Linked DNA regions of Homo sapiens: region 2 is linked to region 1. A link is a loop called in an ENCODE intact Hi-C map of the cell type or tissue named here. Cell type or tissue: MCF 10A. All regions are shown on one strand. Links, peaks and the distances in the headings refer to the core of each region. The heading gives the core; the rest is flanking DNA. Region 1 holds the start of SCMH1 (Scm polycomb group protein homolog 1). Region 2 overlaps SCMH1 (Scm polycomb group protein homolog 1).

Region 1 (5,384 bases), core at 97-5,096:
CAAATGCTTAGAAATGACAGCTCCCTCCTCTGAACTGCTTTACCACTTTGCTACTACCTCCCTTAGAGTACTCACTATGTTCTATTTTATAACTTAGGTAAGCATGTAAAAGGTTCATTTCAGCTAGCAGAGCATAAGCCCCTTAAATGAAGGAAGAAAGGAACTAATATTTACTTTGTATCTATGAATCACCAATCGCTTGTGATTTTATGTGGTATGTGTGTATATATTTTTTCATGTAATATTTGTGATATCCTATGAAGTATAAATTTTTTACAGATAAGGACACTGAAGCTCACAGAGGCTAAATAATTTGTTTACAGTCATAAAGCTAGTAAGTGACAGAGTCTAGATCTGAATTTTGGTGTTTCTAACTCCAAAGCCTAGGCTCTTTCCACTATACTCTGTCTAGAAAACCATGGGTATATCCTCACTGCTTTATCTGATTGTTCCCTACCCACCCACTAATGATCATCAGAGGAAAAAACCTCCACTGCCCTTTGTCATTAAGTATTAGCAGAAAGGATTCAATATGAGGTATGTGCCCTCCCACTTTCCAAGACTAAGAACAGACTCTTCAGAGCAAACAGAATGATTAATATGAGTCCTGAATAAAGATAGAGATCAGAACTCTGCTTCCAGGAAGGAAAAGTAAAAAAACTATTACCTTCTCACTCTTGTGTTTAAAAACCCCTCCTCCTTCAAGGTTTGCACCATCTGGCTATATAACTCTCTACCCCACCTCCTCATCTGTCATCTACCACCCTCCTGATTAATCCCCTATCTTTACTGCACCTGGGTCACATCTTTCTCTCTTCCCCACATCCCATCATCCTCAATCACTTCACTCTCTACACAGATGACTCATTCAATACACTAGCCTCCAAATTCCTTGTCATACTCAGCTTTACTGACCTTCGCCTCTGCTGTATTTTAGCTACCCATACACAGAGACCTCGCTGTCACCTAGAACAGTCCCAATATCAGACAACTTAACTCCGATATTCCACTTTCTGACCACACCTCTTTTTTTTCTCAGCTTACTTCCACTATATTTGCTCACTGATCTAACTCAAGAAATTGAAAATCTTCAAGTCCAGAATTGAACTCATCATCGTTTCCTGTCTCAGTTAAAATTACCAACATATCCTCCTTAGTCATCCAAGGCAAAAACCTGAGCATCACACGGGACTCCTCACCCTCTCACCTGCACATACAATCAATCATTAAAGCCTTATACATTTTCTCAGATTCATTTCTTTCTCTTCATCCCTATGACCACATTTTAAAAATGTTACTTCAACCATGTCTGATAGACACCTTCCAGTGATTAAATAAAAATAAAAAAAAAACACCTACTGAATTGATTTTAGGATACTTATGCATACAAGGTCCACCACGACATGGCCTCTGACTGTATTTCCAGCCTTACAACTCATCACTTATTGTTATATTCCTAGCAGTCCCAAACTGTTTGTGGTTCTCTACGCAAGCCATTCCTTTTCTCACATTGATGCCTTTGCTCAAGCTGTTTTCTCTGTTTGAAGGACGCTTTCTGCTCATGTTTGCCTCACTTACTCCTACCTACCATTTAAGATTTGGGTCAGATATCATCTCTTCCCAAAGCCTTCCTTTAACTCCTAGGCTAGTCTAAGTGCCCTCACCTTTGGGCAACCTTTACTCTCACCTTGTATATCTCAGCTATGCGTAGTTCTCATCTTTTATTCTGAGATAATCTATTTAAGCATCTAATTTACCAGCTCCACAAGATTGGAAATCTTTGTAAACCCAGCTGAGCACAGTACATAGCATAGTGCTTGACCCATAGTAGGTACATAAGTGTACAGTGAAGGTTAGAACATACCAATTTTCTTTTCTTTTTTAAAAGATGGGGTCTCATTCTGTCACTTGCTATGGCGTGATCATGGCTCACTGAAGCCTCAAACTCCTTGACTCAAACGGTCCTCCTGCCTCAGCCTCCTGAGTAGCTGAGACTACAGACATACACCATCATGCCCAGCTATATTTTTATTTTTATTTTTTGTAGAGACAGGGTCTTGCTACGTAGCCCAGGCTGGTCCAGAACTCCTGGCCTCAAAGAGTTGCCTGCCTCAGCTTCCCAAAGTGCTGGGATTATAGGCATGAGCCCCTGCATCCAGCCCTAAGTTTAAATTTTCAGTGGGATATTCACATCAATTCTTTCTCATAGTTAAGTATCCTCTACCTTTCACTCCAAGTCCTTTGCAAGGAAGGAATCAGGGCCTTTCCTCTGGATCTGTATAGTTCCATTGAGAATGGTGCTATGCAAATGTTTACCCAACTTACATAAAAGGGAACAACATTTGCACAAACATACCTAAAATCAAAACTTGACATATGTGCTACAAAGTTCAAAACTATTGACCAATTTAAAAAATGAAGGCTTAAGAACAAAAATAAAGAACCAATTCTGACTGCTGGTATGTGCTTGTCTAAGTTGTAAAAACACTGAAACTTTGCTTAGTACTTAAACAGGATCCCAGATGTAAGAGCCTGGCCTTTTATCTACAAGGCCATCTCATCTCTACTGGGCTTAAAACATTACTAACCTGCAGAGTTGCTTAGGCAAGAGTTTAGGAGGTTGGTAAGTAAGCAACAAAAAGTGTTCTCTTTCATAGTAATTTTGGGCCTCCTGCTGGCAGTTAGAACTAGAGCAAAGAGTTCAATGTAATAAAGCATTTCCCTCTGCAACCAAATATTAAAATTGCAGTTTGGCACTAAACTAGGTCTCAATCCTTTTCAGAGTTTAAAAAAAAAAAAAGAGCTATTCTATTTGCCTGGCACATTACACTTCAACAAAACATTTTGATGTACATTAGTTAGCAACATTTGATAAAGTGTTTATAGACATTTTTTAAAAGGAAGGAAACCCCCAAATTTCCACAAAATAAGATGTCTTTTAGTTTGTTTGAACAAACACTACTAAATGTTTTCTTTTTTTTTTTTTTTTAAGTTCAAAATACAGTACAGAAATGAGGAAGGGAATCTAGAGTACTTTTGATTTAAGCAGGTCAATCCTTGGGGCTGTTTCTTAGAGAAACTTACTACGTTTTGTCTCCAGGATCACTTTTAAGAAACTCTCCTTTAAGGGGATGGGGGAAACTAAAGCTCATCCAGAGGACAGTTTAGAGAACCACAGCAGATGAGAGACAACTGAAGAAAGTGGAAGTGAAGACTCAGGGGACATGATTACTATCTTCAGATATCTTAACAGCTTCCCATAAGGGAAAAGAACTAGGAAGGATGGGAGCCAGCTGTTTCTTTCAACTTATAACCAAATGTGTCCAGGAACAGAATGGGTTTCCTTTAAAGAGATTCGCTTCGGATCACTGGAAGAGGTTCCAAACGGGCTCGTCAAATTATCGGGGGGATTTGGGGATTTTCAAAGTCACTTTGGCATGGGATGGGAGAAAGCGCCCCTAGATGACTTTTAAATTCTCTTCCAGTCAGGAGATATTCCGGGGTTCACCCATCGGCTGGATACCACTTTCGATGCTCTCGGGCTGGCACACAACTGTGCCCACGTGTCTGGCCCCCAGGGCCGCTGTGGCTCACTTCGGTGCGGGGCCGCTCTCCCTGCCCGTTTCCGGCGGGGCACTGGGGCAGGCGGCACACGTGAGTCGGCCAGCCGGGGCCCAGCCCCCAGGACGCTGCTGACAGCTCCGGGCCCTAGGCGCCCCAGCTCTCGGTGGGGGCCACGCCGCCCCGTCGACCTCTGTCTCTGCCTTCCCCGAACCGGGACCCGGCCAGCCAGAATCACAGGCATTCCCACCTCTGGCGCCGGAGGGGACCGACTGACCCGCGCAGACGGGGTCGCGCCGCCGCCCGGCCCTCGGCCCCCAGCCAGCCTGCCCCGGCCCACCCGGCCCCGCCGGCCAGACACGGCGACCTATACGGACCGCCCCCACGCCGACCCTCCAAAGGGCCCCCGGCCTTGGGTTTCCCGTGCCGGGGCCCCCGGGCAGTCCTGGCGGCGTCAGGGCCGCGACCGGACCGTGGGCCCCGCCCGCCCGACCGCAGATGCAGAGCCGGCCTCCGGGCTCGGGGCCGGGCTGACACGGCCGAGAAAGGGCCCAGCCCCGCGCGGACCACAGACTGGCAGGCCGGCCAGACAGACGGACAGGCTGACCCCGGCCCGGGGGAGCAGGCGCAGCGGCTGCGCAGGTCCCGCCACCGCCTTCTGGCCCCAGGCGGCCCCTCAGGGCACGAGCTCTTAGGCGGGCGGAGGCGGCCGCGAGGCGCTTACCTGAGGGCGCGGCGGGGGCGCGGGGCGGCTCACTCTCTTCCCGCCGCCATGTTTCCGCTGCGCAGGGAGGGAGCGGAGACGCGGGAAGGGGGCGGGCGGGCGGCTCGGGAGAGCGGCGGGCGGGCGGCGGGGGGCTCCACCGAGCTGGCGGTGGCGGCTGAGGCGGGGGGCGGGGCGGGGGCTCCCCCGGCCCCTCCCCCGCGCCTCCCGCTGCGAGGTGGCGCGCGCCTCGGCCGTTGGGCTCGCGCGGGGGGCGGGGCGGCGCGCTGGAGGAGGGAGGGCGCGCGGGAACCCGGCCCGGCCGTACCCCGCCGGCCTGCCGACCCGGGTCCGGGGGCCCAGTTGGCGCCCGGACCAGCTCTCCGGTCTGCGTCCTGTAGATGGGAAAACTGAGGCCTGAGAGGGCGCGAGGGCGGGGACGAGGCCGAGGACTCGGGTTCGAATCTCGAGGACGCCAGTAGCCCGCTCTGAGGCCGCGTGGGGCTGGTGGAGGAGCCACCGGTCGGGCCCCCAAGACCGGCTGACGTGGGCCTCGCCTCGGGCGACTCCCGCCGGGCTAGTGGCTGGCCGTGTGGTGACCTTGGGCGAGTTACTTCGCACAGCCACCCAGGGGCCTCTTCTCCAACACGATAGCACTGCACCCGGAGGGTAGGTGAGAGATGAGTTGGTGCTTGGATGCCCTAGGGAGTGTCAGCGTCCTCGGTCCTCCCTGTGGTGATCCCTTCAACGAGTACGCACTGAGCCCGTGATGGGCCAGGTACAATGCACAGGCTCATTCTTCCAGGCCCACCAGCCATGTTGGCTACACAATTCTATTTTTGTTTTGTTAGAGATGGAGCCTCACTTTGTCCCCAAGGTCGGAGTGCAGTGGCGCCATCATAGCTCACTGTAACCTCAAATTACTGGGCTCAAGTGATCCTCCTGCGTCAGCCTCCCAAAGCGCTGGGACTACAGGCGTGAGCCACTGCGCCTGGCACACAATTGGTTTAACCACCACATCATTTTAGCAGCTTAGGAAACTGACGTCTTGACTTCTGTTTTGGCTGCTTGAAAATACAGTGCAATATAAATCCCGAGACCTCTGCTGAGCTGGATGTGG
Region 2 (5,384 bases), core at 172-5,171, 120 kb before region 1:
CCTTAGGTCAGGGAAGGGCTGAAGCAAGCCAAACCCAGAGCAGCTTTGCCATGAGTGGTTTGGTACACCTATGGATAAGGTAAAGCAAGGCACTACTGTTTTAGAGAAGTGGTCTATACACCTTGGTATAGGGAGGCCTGCACAATTAGAAAATTCAGGTTTAATGCCTATAGTTATCAATGACTAGAGTGCCTAGCCATGTAATTCCCAATTCCATTTTTGAGGTAGGGGTTACTGGGGGGTTTCTATCTCATCTGAAGCTTAAGGAGCTAAAAAATCCTCTCAGCTTTGGAAATCATTACAATATTATCATAATAGTTAATATATATTGAATGCTTACCATGTATTAAACATTTTATATGCCATTTCTTACTCAATATTTGAAATAACATGGGCAGGCACTATTATTATCCCTACTCTACAGATGATAAAAAATGAAAACTCAGAGAAGCAGCTTGTCTAGGGTCATGCTAGTAAATGCCGGAGACAGATTTCAATATATGGTGGTTGGATACCAAACTTTGTGGTTCTTTACTATGTTTCACTACCAGCAGGATTCTTCAAGAGTACAGGGGCAAAGCAGAAATATTTTGAACCCAAGAAATTGCTAAGGTATCTTATTCCTCAATCCGCTAGGTGATGTGGGACTCTATCCCTTCAAATTCAAGTATATCCATAATTTACCTCAATATTCTTGGGCAATCATAGATAGTAGATAATTTTAACATTGAAAGGGACCTCAGAGGCCATGAAGTACAAAGATCTTACATTGCAGATGATGAAACTGAAGTCCAGAGAGGCTAAGAAACTTGTTCATGGTCACACAAGCCAATCTTACACTGTCAGGCTGGAACCCCAGGACTTCTTATTTGGTTCTCTTTTATTACACTATGTTTATTACACTATCTCTTTTATTACACTATGTTGCCTCCAAAAGTTAACATTTATTGTACACATATCATGAGCCAGCTCCTTGTGCTAAGCATTTGCAGTGGATCACTACTACTATTCTGAATCAGATACTAGAGGAGTAGCAGTTTCTGGTGCCAGACTGCCTGAATTTAAATCCAGCTTTGCCACTTACCAGGTACATAACTTTTGGAAAATTACAAAACCTCTCTCTAGCTTCAGTTTCCTCAACAACAGCATGGGATAAGAATCAATGGGTTGTTCTAAAGATTAAATAGGCTAATACATGCAAAGGACTTAAAACACTGCCTGGCATACAGGCAGGAGTTAGATAAACATTGGCTATTATTTTTGTAACTATAGATGAAAAAACTGAGGCTTAGAGAAATTAAGTAAAATATCCAAAGTTAGTAAGTTAGTAAATAGCAGAGCCAGGATTTGAACCCAACTACTCCGTCTCCAGAGCTTTCATAACTAATCATCACATTAATATCGTCAAATATTTTATCACTCAGTCCTACCACACTGTCTCTAGGTAAGAAGGGTTGGAGTCATAAACTTGTGAAAGAGAGAAAAGAAGGAAGATGAAAACAGTAATTTGAGGCTCTATTCAAATTAGGCAACGACCTAGGCTGTCTATAAGGAAAAGGACAGGTGGGTAAGAGGAAATCCTAATCTCTAAATGTAGAGCACCTCAGTGCTCAGTCATTGCTTCTGTCTTCTTCTTGGTCCCCACTTTCTTCCTGTTAAATGATGACTGTCAATTTATATATCTAGCCAAAACCTCTGCTCAGGGTTTCATGTTCATATATCCAACTACCTCAGTCTATAACTCTACTTGGATGTCTAAGAAAACGTAAAATGAATAAGTTTAAGACAGTACTCTTGATTCTACTATTCCCTCCAAACTTGTTCTTTCCTCCAGTTATCCCATCTCAGTTTAATAGGTGGCACCCCTTATTAAACCCAGGTGCTCAGACCTAAAAGACTAGAAGTCATCCTTGATTCTTCCCTTTCTATCACCCACCAAACCCAATTAATCAGCAAGTCTTGATGGCTTTCCCACTTAATATATGCTAGATCGACCCACATTTCACCATCTCTACTGCTATATTACCCTAATTTAAGCCAGAGTCAAACTTTGCCTAGACAACTCCAACAGCCTTCTAACTGGACCTCAGCCCTCTACTTTTGCAGCCAGAATAATATGGTTATGTTTTTAAAAATATAAATCAGGTCACATTACCTTATGCTCAAATTTCACAACACAAAACAGATCTAAACTCTTTATTATTCATGTTTACAAGGCTTACATGATCTGGACCTTGCTTACTCCTCATTACTCATCTCTTATCACTCCCTTGTACCCCTATTCATTGGTCTTTCTGTTCTCAAATATACCAAGCTGTTTCCCTCTGCCTCAAACACCTTTTAATCAACTCTTTACAGTTAGTTATTTGCTGAGACATCACTTCCTCAGAAAGGTGTTCCTTGACTACTTTACCCAAAATAGACTCCTAAATCTATCCTGCTTCCTTCTTATTTATTCCTAGCCCCTATCACCATCTGAATTTTCTTTTTAAAAAGTTTAATGTGTATGTCTTCTCCAACTAGAATACAAAATCCTTGATAGTTTTATTGAATTAAGGAAAAAACCCTCCATTTATTAAATGGGTGCCAAGAATTGATGAACGCTTTATTATGTTATTCCACTTAATCCACAAAAACAACATGGGGAAGAATTTATTAATCATCTTGCAGGTAAGGGCACTGAAACTCAACGTTACAAGTCAAGGTAAAGCAACTTACCAGTAGTCACACAACTAAGGTAGTGAGTGGCTAAGTTAATATTACAAAGTCAGATCTCTTTTAATTCCAAACACAGGCTGCAAGTGCTCTGTGTTTACCAAGGATTCATTTTTTAAAACTTCATAAAGAACCACTTCTAAAGTGCTTCTAGGTGCTCCCAAGACTATGGGACCACTGGATAAGCTAGGGTCCATCTCTTTAAACTGGCCAGCTGATGAAACTGGATTTAAGAGTGGAGCTGCAGGCCGGGCACAGTGGCTTTCACCTGTAATCGCAGCATTTTGGGAGACTGACGCAGGAGGATCACTTCAGCCCAAAATTTAAAGACCAGCCTGGGCAACACAGTGAGACCCTGTTTCTACAAAAAATACAAAAAATTAGCTGGGTGTGGTGGTGTGTGCTTGTAGTCCCAGCTACGTGGAAGGCTCATGCAGGATGACTGCTGTAGCCTGGGGATGTCGAGGCTGCAGTGAGCTATGATTGTGACGCTGCATTCCAGCCTGAGTGACACAGCGAGACTCTGCCTCAATACATACATACATACATGTGGAGCAGCAGGACTATAATCTAATCATAGTCCATGCCCTCTGGTGGCAGGTAACAGAAGAGCATTCACACCAGGAATTGATCAGTGACAGAAACATACAAAGGATTCCTTTGAAGTTACTGTATATACTAAAGCATGTGACCAAATTTGCTGGGTAAGCAGTTTACACTGAGATCGTGACTCACTTGACTAGGGGCCTCATTAAAGGCTAGCTTCTACTCCAGCTCAGTGACTCTCAAACTTGGACTGGAATCCCCTAGGGAACATTAAAGAATACATCAGATCCACTCCCAGAAATCCCTATTTAACTGATCTGAAGTTAAGGCCTAGACCCTGAAAATTTTAAGAGCTCCCTAGGTGATTTTAACAGGTAGCCAAGTTTGAGAACTATGCTCTAGACAGCCCTCTTTAGAAGAAACAATCACAGTATTAAGTAGAAGAATCAGTCAGTAATAACAGGGAGCTGTGAGGAGAAGAGTGGCAGCTTTGAGATAACTGAGGAGAATCATTCTACTCTACTACATGTTTTATCCTTGGAGGACTCCACTGCAAAAGAGTAATATCCCTTATGAGAACAGAACACACATACGTATACATATACACCATGCAAGATTTTAATGGAAAAGGATGCTCTTCCAGAGCAATGTTTTCCAAATATAGACCAGTTGTGTCAGTATCTCAGGAGAGCCATTTTGCCATGCAGAATCCCAAGCCCCATTACCTAGAGCTTCTGATTCAGCAACTCTAGAAAGAAGTCCAGAGAAGGCCTGGGGAACATGGACACACAAACATATGTACAATTATATATAAATAATTTTATTTTTTTAATTTTATTTTGAAAAGTTATAAACCTAGAGAAAATAGCAAAAACTATATAATGAACAATTATGTACCCTTCAACTAGATTCAACAACTATTACCATTTTCCCACATCTGCTTTTCATCTACATATATTAATGCTTCCACCCCTGAACTATATGAAAGTTGGAGATGTTACGACACTTCACCCCTAAATATATCAGTATATTTGAAAAAAGACATTCCCCTACAAAATTGCAGTATTATCACACTCAGGAAATTTAATTAAAAATATTCTCATTTGTCCCTAAAATGTTCTTTAAAACTGTTGATTTTTAAATACAGGATCCAATCAAGAATCACATACTGCAATTGGTTGTCATGTTTCTTCAGTCTCCTTTAATGTAGAATTCATGTATAATAGTCCTGTTGCCTTTTGTTTGCTTTGTATGACACTGACATTTTTGAAGAGTCTGGATTGTTTTACAGAATGTCCCACAGTTTGGACTTCTTCTGATCGTTTCCTCATAATTACATTCATGCTGAAGAGCTTATTTATTTATTTATTTATTTATTTATTTATTTTGAGACAGGGTCTTTCTCTGTTGCCCAGGCTGGTGTGCAGTGGTGCAATCATGGCTCACAGCAGCCTTCAACTCCTGGGCTCAGGTGATCCCCCTGAGCAACTAGGACTAAGGGTGTGCACCACCACACCTGGCCAATTTTTCTATTTTTTGTAGTGATGGGGGACTTGCTATATTGCCCAGGCTGGTCTTGAATTTCTGGCCTCAAGTAATCATTCCGCCTCAGCCTCCCAAAGTGCTGGCTCTGATTACAGGCATAAACTGCTAGGCCTGGCCTGCTAAAGAGATTTGATAAAAAATATTATACAGGTGATGTGGAGTATTTCTCATTGCAATACTGCAGGAGGCACATAATGTCAGTTTGTCTAATTACTGAAGATACAAAATTTGATCACATGTTAAGAGGTGATTGACAGTGTTCTTCACTGTAATTTCCCTTTGTAATTTACAGGCAATCAGTGGAGAGAAACTTTGAGACTGTGAACATCCTATTCCTCAGTATGTTTTTTTACCTAATAGTTTAAGCATTTATTGGTTACTCTTGCCTGACTCAATTATTAAAATAGTTGCAAAAAAGTAATTTTCTCTCATTCCTTCTATATATTTTTTTTAGACAGGGTTTTGCTTTGTCCCCCAGGCTGAAATTCAGTGGCGAGATCTCCGCTCACTGCAGCCTAGACTTCCCGGGCTCAGCTGATTCTTCCTTTTCAGCCTCCTGAGTAGCCGGCACTACAGGT

What was found. Peaks named below come from ENCODE experiments on the same cell type or tissue, not always from the same donor. Only the 100,000 strongest peaks of a DNase experiment are listed, where the experiment ranks them.
Region 2: it touches region 1 in a loop (9-fold over the local background); 8 of 110 quality-filtered maps call a loop at or near these places.

The regions. Positions count from the first base shown.
Region 1 is chr1:41,237,774-41,243,157 of GRCh38, forward strand. It overlaps SCMH1 (Scm polycomb group protein homolog 1), which reads right to left and starts at 4,533. Exons shown (of 16, transcript NM_001394311.1): 1 at 4,286-4,533. It overlaps SCMH1-DT (SCMH1 divergent transcript), which reads left to right and starts at 4,585. Exons shown (of 3, transcript NR_186015.1): 1 at 4,585-4,933. RefSeq lists an enhancer at 3,094-3,273 and silencers at 3,594-3,753, 3,854-4,403, 4,444-4,843. In MCF 10A, for the core only: a CTCF peak has its summit at 2,676 (motif pointing left); DNase peaks (open chromatin) are centred at 2,648 and 3,628.
Region 2 is chr1:41,119,977-41,125,360 of GRCh38, forward strand. The region is part of intron 6 of SCMH1 (Scm polycomb group protein homolog 1); the gene reads right to left. Among named protein-coding and RNA genes, the nearest start is that of SLFNL1, 100 kb to the left of the region's middle. In MCF 10A, for the core only: a CTCF peak has its summit at 3,294 (motif pointing left); a DNase peak (open chromatin) is centred at 3,395.